Regions from separate parts of the Homo sapiens genome. Here all the other regions are linked to region 5. A link is a contact called in ENCODE Hi-C or POLR2A ChIA-PET data. All regions are on one chromosome and are shown on one strand. Each heading gives the region's core, a stretch centred on a gene start or an enhancer-like site at or near the end of the contact. The rest is flanking DNA. Distances are from core to core; before and after follow the strand shown. Region 1 holds the start of C2orf74-DT (C2orf74 divergent transcript). Region 2 holds the start of REL (REL proto-oncogene, NF-kB subunit). Region 3 holds the start of SANBR (SANT and BTB domain regulator of CSR). Region 4 holds the start of PAPOLG (poly(A) polymerase gamma). Region 5 holds the start of B3GNT2 (UDP-GlcNAc:betaGal beta-1,3-N-acetylglucosaminyltransferase 2).

Region 1 (2,700 bases), core at 2-2,501, 1.1 Mb before region 5:
AGCTTGAAAACCTTGGGCAACTTCTGGAGATTTCAACGTCTCACAGAGTGCGGAAACATGACTGGCGCAGCATCCTTTCCGGAATTGGTGATGTCCTTCCTGTAAGGGTTGATTTTCCATCTCATCAACCAAATCGGGAAAGCCGCAGCATCCTTTTCTCCAAGAATGACAGGTGGTTTATCTCAGGCTTTTCTGTCCCGGCGCCTTTCTCTCCAATGCAGTCTATGGAATATATATATAGAGAGAGAGCGTGAGAGAGAGAGAGACGGAGTCTCGCTCTGTCGCCCAGGCTGAAGTGCAGTAGCGCGATCTTGGCTCACTGCAAGCTCCGCCTCCCGGGTTCACGCCGTTCTCCTGCCTCAGCCTCTCGAGTAGCTGAGACTACAGGCGCCCGCCACCACGCCCAGCTAATTTTTTTGTATTTTTAGGAGAGATGGGGTTTCACCGTGTTAGCCAGGATGGTCTCGATCTGCTGACCTCGTGATCCGCCCGTCTCGGCCTCCCACAGTGCTGGGATTACAGGCATGAACCACCGCGTCCGGCCTGGAATATTTTAAAATATGCAGATTATTAACCCCGACACTTTTGAAAGTCCTTTGTAACCAACTTCCTCCTCAATATAAAATATTAATGTAATTTGGCCGGGTGAGGTGGCTCACGCCTGTAATTCTAGCACTTTGGGAGGCCGAGGCGGGTGGACTGCCTGAGCTCAGGAGTTTGAGACCAGCCTGGGCAACACGGTGAAACTCCGTTTCTACTAAAATACAAAAAATTAGCCGGGTGTGGTGGCGCGCGCCTGTAATCCCAGCTACTCAGGAGGCTGAGGCAGGAGAATTGCTGGAGTCCGGGAGGCGGAGGTGCAGTGAGCCGAGATCGCGCCACTGCACTGCAGCCTGGGGAACAGGGCGAGAATCCGACTCTTTAAAAAAAGAGAAAAAAATTTAAGTAATTTAATTTTTTATTTTTTTCCGCCCCCGCCGTCCCGCCCCTAGCATTAATTTTTAAAACTCGCTTTAGACACCGTTTGGAGGGGGCCAGGTGCTGAATACCTGCTGATGTAATGCAGTGATTTTTTGTTTGAGGGCCACAGGAAGACCCCTTGTGGCTGTTGTACTGGCATTCCCTCTTCATAGCAGGGATGGTGCCTCTGGACATTTTCCGACAGCAGGGATCGTTGGGTGAGGTTAGCAGCGCCAGCCCGGGTTAGCGGAAGCAGCCTTCAGGTCTCCTAGGAGAGCAGGTTTATGAGCATGCGCAGCGGATTTTCCGTTAGGGAAGCCGATGGGGCGCGGCTCCTTGGAGCATGCGCACACAAACTTTCCGCTAGGAATCAAGCGAGCATGCGCACACAGATGTTAGGGTTCGGGCGAGCTATTTGGAGCCTGCGCAGTCAGATCCGAGGACATGTTGACGTCGTCCGAGAGTCTTAAAATCCTGCTCTGGCCGGATTCCAGACTCGTGGGGGAAAGGCTGGTATGTTCGTTTTATAACAGGAGTTTTAGCGTCATCTTTTGTCCTTGGATAAGTTTTTCCAAATATAAATATATTAAATATTCATTTAAAATATCTAAGAATTAACAGGCAGCAGTGCATTAGACAAATGGGCGAAGTACTGGGGTACCAAGTTCACAGAAAAATAGTAGTTAAAAATAGACTTTAAATATATGAAAAGATGCTTAGCTGCATGTTTTTGTGTTTTTTATTTATTTATTTATTTTTTTGAGATGGAGTCCTGTGTTGCCCAAGCTGGAGTGCAGTAATGCAATCTCGGCTCACTGCACCCTCCGCTGCCCGGGTTCAAGTGATTCTCCCACCTCAGCCTCCCGAGTAGCTGGAATTACAGGCAGGTGCCACCACGCCAGGCTAATTTTTATATTTTTAGTAGAGATGGGGTTCACCATGTTGGCCAGGCTGGTCTCGAACTCCTGACCTCAGGTTATCGGCCTGCCTCAGACTCCCAAAGTGCTGGGATTACAGGCGTGAGCCACCGCGCCCGGCCTGTTTTGTATTTTATTTTTTCTGAGACAGGTGGCACGATCACAGCTCACTACAGCCTCCACTTCCCAAGCCCAAGCAATCCTCCCACCTCAGTTTCACCAAGTGCTAGGATTACAGGCCAGCTTCAGTTTTAATAAAAATGCAAATCATCATGATTGGTGAACATTGAAACGTTTGGTAATATACTCAATATAGGAGGGTGTCAGGAAAACAGGTGCAGTGTTACAGTGCTAGTAGGAGCAGAATGCAGCAATCCTTAGTGGTTATCAAAACCACACTGAATAATATTTGCATTTTGATCCAACAATCCCACTTTGGGGAATTTTGCCTCCAAATACACTTGCATACATGTAAAGTAATATGTGTATGAGATTATTGATTGTAATAGCAAAAGGTTGTAAACTACGTGAGTATCCATCAGAAGACTGATATTATAAACTACAGTACATACACACAATGGAACATTATGCAGCTATGAAAAAGAGTGAGGAATCAGTTCCCAACATACTAATGTGGAACCATCTCTAGCATATCTTACTAAGCGAAAAAAGCCCAGGTGCCAAACAGTGTATAAATTATGCTTTTTGTGTAGAAAAGGATAAATGAGAGTCATATGATCCTTATTTCCACATAAATTCTGGCAATATACTCAAGAAACTAATAGTCATGGTTTCTTATGAGATGGAGGGTAGGACTGAGATA
Region 2 (2,700 bases), core at 66-2,565, 1.3 Mb before region 5:
CTTTTTTTTGGTCTTTGCACTCTCTTCAGTGGATTGCCTGTGATGTGCATCATGGTACGTTTTAGTACATATCCAATAATAAAACTGTTTCATTCTTTTGTTGTACATTGCGCATTTCGTGGAAAGAACAGTTTGGGGTTGGCAGGATATTTTAAATTATTTGCCCATATGGGTCCCCCAGTTTTGGGCACTTGTATGGCAGGCTGATATTCCCCATTACCTCTCCGTACTAATTTTAACTAGTAAGGGACAGGGGCAAGGGCATGGAGCTTTGGAGTCAGACAACCCTGGCTTTAAACTGTGCCTTTTATCAGCATTCTGAAGTACTGTATGTTGAAGTAACTTCTCTGAACCCCGAATACTTCATCTATAAAGTTAGGAATAATAAATACGTCATAGATTAAGTATGGACATTATCTGATGCATAGCAGGTACTATTCAAATGAAGGAAACGAAGTTATCCTAGGTCCTTTAATGCACTAAATGTGTGCTCCATTTCCGCCTTTCTTGGCATCTGTGTGAAATCTCAGGATATAGTGTCCACTAAACTTCAGTGCACTGCCTAATGAGACAACGAACTCCAAGTGCGGACCTTTTGAGTTTAAACGGGTTTCAGTAGGTAAAATACGTAAAGTTCACAGTACCCTCGCAATTTAGATGGAGGAAAAAAAATCAGTCGGGGGGGGGGTCCCCGTATGCAAATACAGGAATTACAGAAGAAGACAGGACCCCCGCCGCAGCACCACTTCCCCCTACAGGGCGCAACGTCCCGCCGCTGGCGCGGGGGTGGAGATTTGCATGTGCGAAGTCGGGAAGAGGGGGAACCACCTCTCGAAAACCCCGGCCGTCGCCCTCCCAGGCCGGGAGAGTCGGCCCCGCGCGCCCCCAAAAGCTCCCCAGCGGCCGGCCCTCTCTACGTCATCCGCACCCTCCCGCCCGCTCCTGAACTTTAAACCACACTCGGAAGAACAACCTGGAGGAGGGGGATTTCTCAGGAGCCAGCGGCCTTCTCACGCTGCTAGCCGTCACCTCCCGGCTCCCGCCGTTCCCTGCGCTCCCGAAGCCCACCCCAAGCTCCCGCTCCCTCGACCCCCTCCCAAGCCAGCCGCCGCAGCAGCGCCGGGGGCGTATGCGTGGGGGCCGGCGGGGAGCGTGCGCGGGGACAGGCAGGGGCGGGGCGCTGGGGGCGGTCGCGCGCGCGGCGGCCGCGAGGTCGCCCCGCCCACGCCTCCGGGTGAGGGTTGCTGCGTCGGGCCTACGTCAGCCGCGGGAAATTCCCCTCCCGCCAGGCTGCTCGCCTCTCGGCTGGGCCAGCACTCGGCTCTCCCCGCTCCGCCCCCTGCCCCTGGCTCCCGTACGGTGGACGGCGACGCTGGGTGACCCGGGGTGCAAGAATTCAGGGGTTGGGAAGGTGTGAGCCGCAAACCCAGCGGAGGGCGGGAAGAAGGAGGAGGCCTCTAGGGTGGTCGGGGGACTGGGGGCCCCGCCGGCAGAGGTCCCTCGGCCTCCTGACTGACTGACTGCGGCCGCCTCCGGCCAGGACGCTGGGAGCTGCCTGCGGGAAGGTGCGGGGAGCGGAGCCATGGCCTCCGGTGAGTGTTCATGGGGCGCGGGCCTGGGCCGGGGGAAAGGAGCTCTTCTGAAGGGGGTCCTGCCGCAGTGAGTTTAGGGAGCTCAGTTTTTGCTGGGGCGCGTTCTGTCTTTAAAATCTCATATGGTAAAATTGTCAGCTTTTAAAAAAGTTACCTGCTTCAGGGTTTGCGTGCAGAATCCAAGCCACGCTCTGTAATTCGATCCTGTTGTCATAGCAGGAACCTTAGAAATTCCCAACGACTTGATTTTAGGATTAGGGAAGTCATAAGCGAACCAAAGGAGGACGAAGAGTTCTCATTAAAAATGTATATGTATTGAAGATGGTGGTTTTATGTTTTAGAACAGGAATGAGGAACCTTCAGACCTCGGGCAAGCTCTCTCCCCCTTTTTAGTTTAATTTCATCAAATGCAAAGAGGTGATCCCCCTTGTACTGACAGTTGTACAAAATGTGTCACGGCTTTAAAAATCATCCGTGGTATTTTAACACGAATTAGAAAATCCGTGGTATTTTAAGTGTTAATGTTGCTTCGACCAAGTGTAGGCCGGGCGCGGTGGCTCATGCCTGTATTCCCAGCACTTTGGGAGGCCGAGGCGGGTGGATAACCAGAGGTCAGGAGTTTGAGACCAGCCTGGCAAACATGGTGAAACCCCGTCTCTACTAAAAATACAAAAATCAGCGGGGCGTGGTGGCGCGCGCCTGTAATCCCAGCTACTCGGGAAGCTGAGGCAGGAGAATCGCTTGAACCTGGGAGGTGGAGGTTGCAGTGAGCCGAGATCGCGCCCCTGCACTCCAGCCTGGGCGACAGAGGGAGACCCTGTCTCTATTTAAAAAAAAAAAAAATGTAGTTTTTACTGTGAGATAAAGCTCAAGGTTCCTAATCTGACGAATAGAGACGTTGAATCCCCCTTCCTCCTCGCTGGAAATAAGGGGAAAGAGGAGTTTTAGAATATCCGAGCTTTAAAATAATGAGTAGGAATGAATACAACTTTATCACTTATGTGACTATATATTTTCCCTTAATAAATGCTCGATCTCTCCCTTTGGGGGGGAATAAGTTTGTAAGAAACATTGCAGAGCAAGAAAGTCTCCTATATACACAGATGTG
Region 3 (2,700 bases), core at 81-2,580, 1.1 Mb before region 5:
AAATACAAAAAATTAGCTGGACATGGTGGCATGCGCCTGTAAATCCCAGTTACTCAGGAGGCTGTGGTAGGAGAATCGCTTGAAGGGAGGTGGAGGTTGCAGTGAGCCCAGACGGTGCCACTGCACTCCAGCCTGGGCAACAGAGCAAGACTCCATCTCAAAAAAATAAAAAAAGAATTTACCTGACTTAACCTAACATCTTATGATACGACACTTGCCTAACTTTATTTTTATTTTTATTTTTGACAGGGTCTCACTCTGTTGCCCAGCTTGGAGTGCAGTGGTGCAAACATAGCTCATTGGGGCCACCACGCCCAGCTAACTTAAAAAAAAAACAACTTTTTTTTTTTTTTGGTAGAGACAGGGTTTCACTTTGTTGTTCAGGCTGTGCTCAAGCAATCCTCTCGTCTTGGTCTCCCTAAATGCTGGGATTATGGGATTACAGGTGTGAGCCACCGCACCCAGCCACTTTAATGTCTTTGTGGAACAAAAATCGTAAAAGATCTGCAGAAAGTCACAGGATGATACAATTGGTAAAAACTCCTGACATTCTGTACAGTGAACCACTTAATCTCTACTTAATCATCAGATCTCGTAGTAATTATTCATTTGGTTAAGGCTTTACTTTTTCTGTTCTTTCTAATCCTAACATTTAATTTTGGTTCTCAGAATAGACCAAGTGGAAATTAGATAGAAATGTTGACATGTAGCAGTTACCCTACAATATTGAGCCGTTTGCATTTTACTAGATGCCCAATAGTAGTGTTCCTCACAATAACACACACACACACACACACACACACACACACACACCCTATTAATGTATGAAAACCGAATTTGTAATCCAGAGCTATTTACATTTTTAAAGAGCTACCTCCTGGTAAAGACACTTCAGGTCCTTACCCAAAGACCTTGGTCTAAAAGATACTTTCGGTGTCCCTCATCATGCGATCTTTCCGCTCTACCTAAGCGGTGTACCAAATGATCTGCACCAAGAACAATTTCATCCATTCTTTAATCTTTTATCTCCTGTATATCCCCCTTTCTTCTGGACTCAGGGTTGGTCACCTAAGATCAGGCTCCTAGGATCTGGTTGCTAAGAGACAAGACGCTGGGAGGGTGGGGACGCTGCACTGCGACAAGCCTGGGAGTGTATGCCAGAGGAGGAAGGAGAAGCAGCAGGCAAGGCAAGGCGACAGTCAGCCGCCGCCGCCCCTCCGGTGCCCTCCCGCCCGGCAGGGGCTCGGCGCTCATTGGCTCCGCCGCTGCGGCGCTGGCCCGCGATTGGCCGGGCGGCGTCGGCTCGGCGGCTCCCCCACCCCTCGGCGCTAGTCTCCGCAGCCGCCTGCAAGCGGGCGGGGGCGGGGTGTGAGGCGCTGCGGACGGGGTTGCGGGCTCGGTAGCGGCAGCTTCAGGGCGCGAGCGCGGGCGGTGCCGACCACTGCAGGTAACAGAGGCGCTGCGAGGGCAGCCGCGGCCCTGTGGAGGTGAGCGAGACGCCGAGGGGGCTCGGGTGCCCACCGCGGGGCGGGAAGTGCGGCATGGGGCGGTACCGCTCACAGCCAGCCGGCTCCCGCCGCGGCTTCCCACCCCGGGCGGGGTCCCACTTGCCCAAACGCCCCCGAACGCCCCCGTGCACAGCCTCAGCCGGCCGCGCCTCGAGCAGCCAGCTGGCCCGCGTCCCGTCACCCGCCCGGTCCATGTCCCTGCAGACCGTCCCGCCCGCGCACAGCGGCGGGAACCCCAGCTTCTGCGCGCCCGGCCGCGCCCCGGGCCTCTGCCCCGCCTCGCTCCCGCTGCCCGGCGCCTTTGTCCGCTCTGCGCCCCTGGAGTTTCTGTGCCTCCACGGGCGGGAGCGGGGCGCGAAGGTCTGGGGGTGCCCCGAGGACGCGCCGCGTAGTGAGCCTCCGGGCCCAAGGTTTGACTGGCTTTGACCTCATGCCGGTTCTGGGATGTGATTTTACTTTCTCCTCCAGCTGACTCCGATCTCCTGTGTGTGCAGAAGTCAGGAAGCCTGGGTACAAGGCTTCTTCCCGGTCCGGGATGACTCGGTGTTACCGCCGCCCTCTGTTAGGCCAGAGGCCTTTGACCTGCCTGCCTGCCTGCCCCACGGGGCCCCCTCTCTTCCCATCTTTCCACTGGCTAAGGGAAAACGTCTCTGTCTCCAAGAGCTTTTTTTTCTATTTGAAATAAGAAAAAAATATATCAGATTCCTGTTGTAGACCTCTATCTGGTGTGGAAGTGACTTAGACTAGTCTTCTTAATTAATACATGTATATTAAATACATAAACCAAGAGAAGGGGGTCGGGGAGGGGAGGGGAAGTATGTTCTTAAAAAATGAAGTCTGTTAAACATATTGGATTTTTATTTTTGGTAAATAACGTATTTTACCTTAAATATTGTCAAGATTTTGATATTTTATGAATGGGAGTGGATTTCATAGTAATTTGAACTTTGAGCTTTTTCTTGTCACCGTTTTTGATAAATTTATACTTTCCTGAATGAGGTGCACTATAACAGCTATTTCGAGATAATTTATGTTTTATTAAGGATTATCCATCAATGCTATGCCTTTTATACTTAAATTCAGACTCTGATTTCTTGGACATTCATTTAACTAGAATTAATGCTGGGGGGTCTTCCCTTGCCTAGTACAGTTGTATAAAGAGAAAGTCAACAGAAAAACTTTTTTCTCATTT
Region 4 (2,700 bases), core at 20-2,519, 1.4 Mb before region 5:
ATGGGTTTTTGCCATGTTGGCCAGGCTGGTCTTAATAGAACTCATGGCCTCAAGTGATCCACCAGCCTTGGCGTCACAAAGCACTGGGATTGCAGGCAAGAGCCACTGCACCTTGCTCAGGTTTTCAAAAATATGTTTTGTAGTTTTTATTTATTTATTTATTTATTTATTTTTTTGAGACAGGGTCTCCTTCTATCACTCTGGCTGGAATGCAGTGGTGCCATCCTGGTTTCCTGCAGCCTCCACGTCCTGGACTCAAAGAGATCCTCCCACCCCAGCCTCCTGAGTAGCTGGGACTACAGGCATGGGCCACCATGCCCAGCTAATTTTTTTAAAACTTTTTGTAGTGACAGGGTCTCACTATGTTGCCCAGGCTGTTCTCGAACTCCTGGCCTCAAGCAATTCTCCCACCTTGGCCTCCCAAAGTGCTGGGATTACAGGTGTGAGCCACTGTATCTTGCCTCAATAAATATTTTTTAATGAATTAATCAGCAAGTAATCTCCTCTATTTACTGTGACTCTGAGTTATGTTCAAGAGCAAGCAGTTCTTGACTTCCTTTTCTTTGTAATGATTTAGTGCTTGAAATTACTTCTACCTTTCAGCATTTTAAAATTGGTTATTATTTTCTCATTTTCATCCCCACACTCACATCGAACATGATTTCCACTATTTAAAAGTGTAAGATTTTTGTTTCAGCCTGGGATTTATCCTATTGCAAACTGCTAGCTACTATTTTCAACCTCTGTCAGCTAAATGCCAGAATGTCACTAATCAAAGGTGGTACTTAGGGGTGAAGTGAACAGTTAAGCCTCCAATTTACAAGCTTGTTTTTCCCTGGGATACTTGTGTGAAAGTCGTATGTTCCTGGGTGTGACCCTTTCGAGACAAAATCTCAACTGGTGAGTTAATTATGTATAACTATAATTAAATCAAAGATGTAGGATAACGGAGGCGTTGAAATAGTTTTTGCTAGGCAAGGGTGTGACCTTTTTAAAAAATGTATGATATATGCTGCCATTCGAGAGGCAAGGAAAACATATCTCCAAATTTCCTTCCAAGCGGTCTACCGGCATTGACAGTACCGCGGACAAAGGAGAGTACCAAATAAATACTCCTTCGAACCAACGGTATACTGAGAGCCCTGAGCTTGTGGGCGGGGCCCCGGAGCCTCCCGGGACCTAAAGGCAGAGGGGGCGTGGCTGAGGGTGGTCCAGACCTCCAGGGGCGGGGCTGAGACCTGCGAGAGGCAGGCTGGGAAGCGGCGCCATATTGGCGTCGGCCGCGCTGTATTGTCATAAATAGAGCCGGTTTTGTGGTGTTTTCACTACTCGGTTGGATGCCTCAGCCATAGTAAGTGGGAAAGTGAGCGAGCAAGCGAGCTACTAGCGACCGGAGGAAAGTGAACAGGGGGAGAAGGGAACAGCAAGAACAGGACTCCAGAGCGATAAACACTCGCTGGAGAGGGAGACGCAGGAAGCGATGAAAGAGATGTCTGCGTAAGTGGTGGGGGGCGGCGGTTGGGGTGAGGCGGGTAGGGGTGAGCTGAGGTGGTCCGACTGTGTCCTTGTTTCCGTTCCCTGTCCCTTGCGCCCTGCACGCAGCTCGCCGGGATGGTCTCCTTCCCGGCTCCCGGCCGGTCCGCAAGGGCACCTCCCCTAAACCCGGCGGCTCACCTGGCCACCCCTGCACGGACTCGGGGACTCCGGGAGTCCCCAGCTGTCCCGCCTCCGAGGACGCCCTCAGAAAAGGATGAGGAGGGAAAGAGGTGCCTGTGTCCGTAGGGAGAAATTGTCGGTCACTCGCCTGCCCCCAGCACTGTCTGAGCCCGTCTGCTCCTGTCTGCATTGGCGCAAATACCATCCCCCTGCCTCCCCCTCCTCCCTTCCCGACCGGCTGTCTCCAGGTCTTCAGGAGTGAAAGACCTATCGCAGCCCAAGGGTTTCTCTTTCATATGAGGCTACAGTCTTTTCACCGCCGTCCCCACCCTCTCCCTCACCCCCTGCTTCCCCACCTACCCACAACATCTACCGGTCTGTACCTCTTGTTCACACTTTGATAAGTCAGAAACAGTTCCCGTACTTGGCAAGATTTTGTTGTAGCTTCTTCCATTTTGGTCTATTAGGAAATAATTTAAACATGCAGAAAAATGTAGAGAATAACATAAGCATCATTTGTGGAGCCACCACCCATTTCTCCCAAAACGTAACTGTACACACATACACGTACATGCACACACGCACACACACGGTGTGTATATACGTATCTGTGTATTTATTTTAAAAAGAAATCAAGCATTCCAGATACATCTGAAGGACTCTCCTACCTCCTTCTCTGGTCCCAATCATCTCTTGCTCCAGATGTCTCCACAGTCTTGAATTTGATGTTTATCGTTGCTGCCTGTTTTTTATTTTACTTCTTTTTTTTCCGCCCTCGAATCATGGGAGCTGCATGTTTTTTAATGCTATTACTACATACACATGTGTTCATAATAACTGGCATAGTTCTAGTTGTTTTTAAACTTTATATAACTCGTATCACACTTGGAATTCTGTAACTTCTTTAGCACAACATAGTATCTCTGAGCTTTGTTCATGTTAGTATTTTAGTTGTAATTAATTAATATTAATTATTGTATTGTATTCTATTGTAGGAAAACACCCTAATTTAATTCTTTTCCTGTTAGTGACTATTTTATTTCT
Region 5 (2,700 bases), core at 34-2,533:
GAGTGGGCTCAGTTCACAGGTGCCTGAAATTCCTACTTAGCAATGTTCCTTTCCAGCTGATTCCGCCTCCGAGAGCCTTAGGAAAAAATGCTAACAGTTAGGAGCGAAGCGTCCTTAATTGCTCAGTCCAATTATCTAGATGGGTCCAGGTTCGGTTTCGATTCAGAGATAAGGACCAGGGGGCGGGGACGCTTCCAGGTGAGCCCCTGGTTAGGCTTGCCTCCCCGCGGAGCGCACGCGGGTCTCGCTGGCTGGACTGGGCCTTTCAAGACCAGGTAACTTCTCCATCCGGTATCGCCAGGCTTACCTGGGGGCCTCAGAATTGTGTCAGCTGCGTCTCTGAGTCACCTTGGAACCCCTCGAAGGAGCGCGGGGCTAGGAGGGCGCATCGGTGGGCCCGGGGACCCCGCTGCTAGGTGTGGTTGGCGCCAAGGCCGCCTCTGGCCGGCGGAGCCCTGCAGTGTCCGGAGGGTGCGGTCAGAGTCCGGCCCTTTAGGCCTTGCCTCGGTATCCGCCTTGCCCCTTGGGCCGCGGCACGGGTTCGGGCCGAGCGCCCGGCATCTTGCGTTTCTGGCTTCCTGAGACGGGCGTGGGACCTCGAGGAAACCACTCTGCATGACCCCACGAAGAGAACTAAGGACCACCCCCCACCCTTCCTGTCCTGGACGGCTTCATAAGCCAGAGGATCCAGTGGCAGTACCAAGCAGGGCACCACTCTGGGTCGTGAGCACCTAAGAGGTGGAGCAAAGGTCAGACCCCAGGGTGGCCCAGGCCTCCCTCCCCCGCCTCCCCGGCGGGGCCATTCCTCACCCGCCCCAGCACTGGAGGGGGCGGCCGGGGTCGGTCTAGTTCCGGTTACAAACTGGACAGAAAAGGCCACTGGAGTCTCGCTAGGCGATGCGCCTAGTCCCCTAGCCTCAGACGAACCGCAAGAGGGGCCACCCACAACTGGAGGGGCGGAGGCTGGAGCTGAGTTTCATTAGTGTTTTTGGAGCTGCCAGGCATTTCCAGGGGGGTCGCCTTCCTAGAGGCCCCCTTTCCCCAGCTTAACCCTCGGCTTTGCAGGAGGGTGCGTGGGGGCTGGAGGGTCCCTGGAAGCCGCAGGGAGCGCGGGCCCGGGTGGGTCCTGGTACCGGGTGGGGAGAGCGGAACCCTCCCAAAACTTGGGGCGCGGGGCGGGGCCGTCGGGCGGTGACGTGAGGGGCGGGGCCGGGCCCCATTGGCGGGCGGGCAGGGGAGGGGCGGGGCCGGGCGCCCGCGGCGGCTGCTGCGCCTGGAACCGGAGCCTGGAGTGAGGCGCAGCGGCAGCGGCAGCAGCGGCAACAAGTGCCGGAGGCTAGCAGAGCCAAGCCGGAGCAGTCCCTGCCGCCGACACCGCCGGGCCGCCCGTCCGGGGCGCCGCGCATGGAGCGTGAGCTGCGGCGGTCGCCGGGCTGAGCCGCGCGGAGCGGCCGGGACGTGGATGTGGCCGCGATCTCCCGCCCTTGCCCCCGCCCCGCCGAGCTGGAGCTGCTCCCGGACAAGGTAGGGCCCGGGCGCCGAGCACCCCCGCCGGCTCCCTCCCCGCTGCCCTCTCACCGCCAGGCCCCTCTACCAGTCCCCTTCCGCCTCCCTGCTTCCCGGCCCCACCTTCCGGACACCCTGCTACCCCCGCCCGGTTCCTCGCCGGTTCCGGCTTCGTACCCGCGCCCCGGTGGAGGAAGCCGTCCCTAGGTGGCTCCTGCCGCATTTAAGCCTCCCTTACCTTCCCGCCGTCCCAGCCACCCAACCTCAGCCCAGAGGGAGAGGAGAGGGACACCGCCCGCTGCGGGGCTTTGGAACCTCCCAACCCATTCCGTGCCCACCTCGCCCTGGAGCCCGGGGACCTTCCCCCTCCTCGCTGCACCCCAACTTCCGGGGGATCCGGCGCCGGGGCGATGCGGGCTTTGGCAAGGGGCATCTGGGGCCGGGCCTCCTCATCCGGGGCGCGCGGGCATTTCGGGGAGGGGGGCGCGCGTGATTCCTCGCTCGCACCCCCGCACCCCACCCTCGCACTGCGCCGGCCTCCCGTGCCGCATGGGGAGATCAGGTGTTTTGTGAGCCAAAGAGCCGCCGGCAGCCGCTCCCCACCCCCCACCCCCAACCTCTGCCACTTCTGTCTCCGGCTCCCCCAAAACTGGTTTCTGCCAAACTTAGGGAAAACCTTTCGCTTTGACCTTTTAAAAAAAATATTCCACACTGTTTGCGTTGAATGATTAACCAGGCTGCTAGCCCGAGTCGTGGGGGTGGGGTGGGGCGGGGTGGGGTGGGTGCTGCCAGGCCAGGGAGCGCCTGAAGCCGGACTCTACGAGACACCCCTCGTGGGAAGGTGGGCGTGGGGGGCCCTGCCGGGGCTGCGGGCGCGGGACTGGCGGCTACTCCAGCACGGCAGGCGGACCCTTCTGGAGGCAATAAACCGAGTCACCCGGTTAATTTCCAGGCCACGGTATTTGAAACTCGGGGCTGGGGAGCCGCAGAACTCCCTGTACCCCCATCAAGTAGAGGAGCCGTCGGGAGACTCCCCACAAGTGTCACAGCGTCAAAGCTCATCTTTAAAAATATGTACATTTATAACCTGGGTTGGCGAGGCGGCGCTCTTCTGCCCAAAACGTAGGGGTGGTTAGTTTGTAGAGTGGGCTTAGCTCACAGGTGCCTGAGCTGTATCCCCGTGGCCGCCTCAGC

The links. A loop is a pair of places that touch in the nucleus more often than their neighbours do. ChIA-PET counts read pairs that join two places held with the same protein, here RNA polymerase II (POLR2A). Pooled maps may share reads with other maps.
Region 1: a loop to region 5 is called in a pooled map, with 22 times the contacts of the local background. The contact joins the promoter of C2orf74-DT here to the promoter of B3GNT2 in region 5. A Hi-C loop is called at or near these places in 1 of 37 single-sample maps with no recorded cell type and 8 of 50 pooled maps. POLR2A ChIA-PET finds 5 or more read pairs at or near these places in 1 of 52 experiments (activated naive CD8-positive, alpha-beta T cell).
Region 2: a map of CD8-positive, alpha-beta T cell shows a loop between it and region 5 (10-fold over the local background). The contact joins the promoter of REL here to the promoter of B3GNT2 in region 5. A Hi-C loop is called at or near these places in 2 of 168 maps with a recorded cell type or tissue (CD8-positive, alpha-beta T cell and naive thymus-derived CD4-positive, alpha-beta T cell), 2 of 37 single-sample maps with no recorded cell type and 12 of 50 pooled maps.
Region 3: a loop to region 5 is called in a map of CD4-positive, alpha-beta T cell, with 4 times the contacts of the local background. The contact joins the promoter of SANBR here to the promoter of B3GNT2 in region 5. A Hi-C loop is called at or near these places in 3 of 168 maps with a recorded cell type or tissue (CD4-positive, alpha-beta T cell, CD4-positive, alpha-beta memory T cell and naive thymus-derived CD4-positive, alpha-beta T cell) and 6 of 50 pooled maps.
Region 4: a map of CD4-positive, alpha-beta T cell shows a loop between it and region 5 (5-fold over the local background). The contact joins the promoter of PAPOLG here to the promoter of B3GNT2 in region 5. A Hi-C loop is called at or near these places in 3 of 168 maps with a recorded cell type or tissue (CD4-positive, alpha-beta T cell, CD4-positive, alpha-beta memory T cell and naive thymus-derived CD4-positive, alpha-beta T cell) and 10 of 50 pooled maps.

What each region holds. Positions count from the first base shown.
Region 1 is chr2:61,143,724-61,146,423 of GRCh38, forward strand. It overlaps C2orf74-DT (C2orf74 divergent transcript), which reads right to left and starts at 1,252. Exons shown (of 2, transcript NR_036496.1): 1 at 1,050-1,252; 2 at 1-222. It also overlaps a transcript of C2orf74 not described here. RefSeq lists enhancers at 465-1,386, 1,081-1,430.
Region 2 is chr2:60,880,259-60,882,958 of GRCh38, forward strand. It overlaps REL (REL proto-oncogene, NF-kB subunit), which reads left to right and starts at 1,316. Exons shown (of 10, transcript NM_001291746.2): 1 at 1,316-1,592. The coding sequence starts at 1,583. It overlaps REL-DT (REL divergent transcript), which reads right to left and starts at 1,056. Exons shown (of 3, transcript NR_033980.1): 1 at 974-1,056. RefSeq lists a silencer at 911-1,450 and an enhancer at 1,059-1,728.
Region 3 is chr2:61,064,541-61,067,240 of GRCh38, forward strand. SANBR (SANT and BTB domain regulator of CSR) reads left to right here and starts at 1,331. Exons shown (of 22, transcript NM_001129993.3): 1 at 1,331-1,487. RefSeq lists silencers at 1,111-1,480, 1,511-1,860, 1,871-1,930 and enhancers at 1,220-1,721, 1,722-2,221.
Region 4 is chr2:60,754,999-60,757,698 of GRCh38, forward strand. It overlaps PAPOLG (poly(A) polymerase gamma), which reads left to right and starts at 1,270. Exons shown (of 22, transcript NM_022894.4): 1 at 1,270-1,497. The coding sequence starts at 1,481. RefSeq lists an enhancer at 1,186-1,495.
Region 5 is chr2:62,194,832-62,197,531 of GRCh38, forward strand. B3GNT2 (UDP-GlcNAc:betaGal beta-1,3-N-acetylglucosaminyltransferase 2) reads left to right here and starts at 1,284. Exons shown (of 2, transcript NM_006577.6): 1 at 1,284-1,524. LOC124906013 (a long non-coding RNA gene) reads right to left here and starts at 1,182. Exons shown (of 2, transcript XR_007086336.1): 1 at 308-1,182; 2 at 1-76. RefSeq lists enhancers at 1-376, 983-1,589, 2,570-2,679 and silencers at 670-899, 1,190-1,629, 1,810-2,159.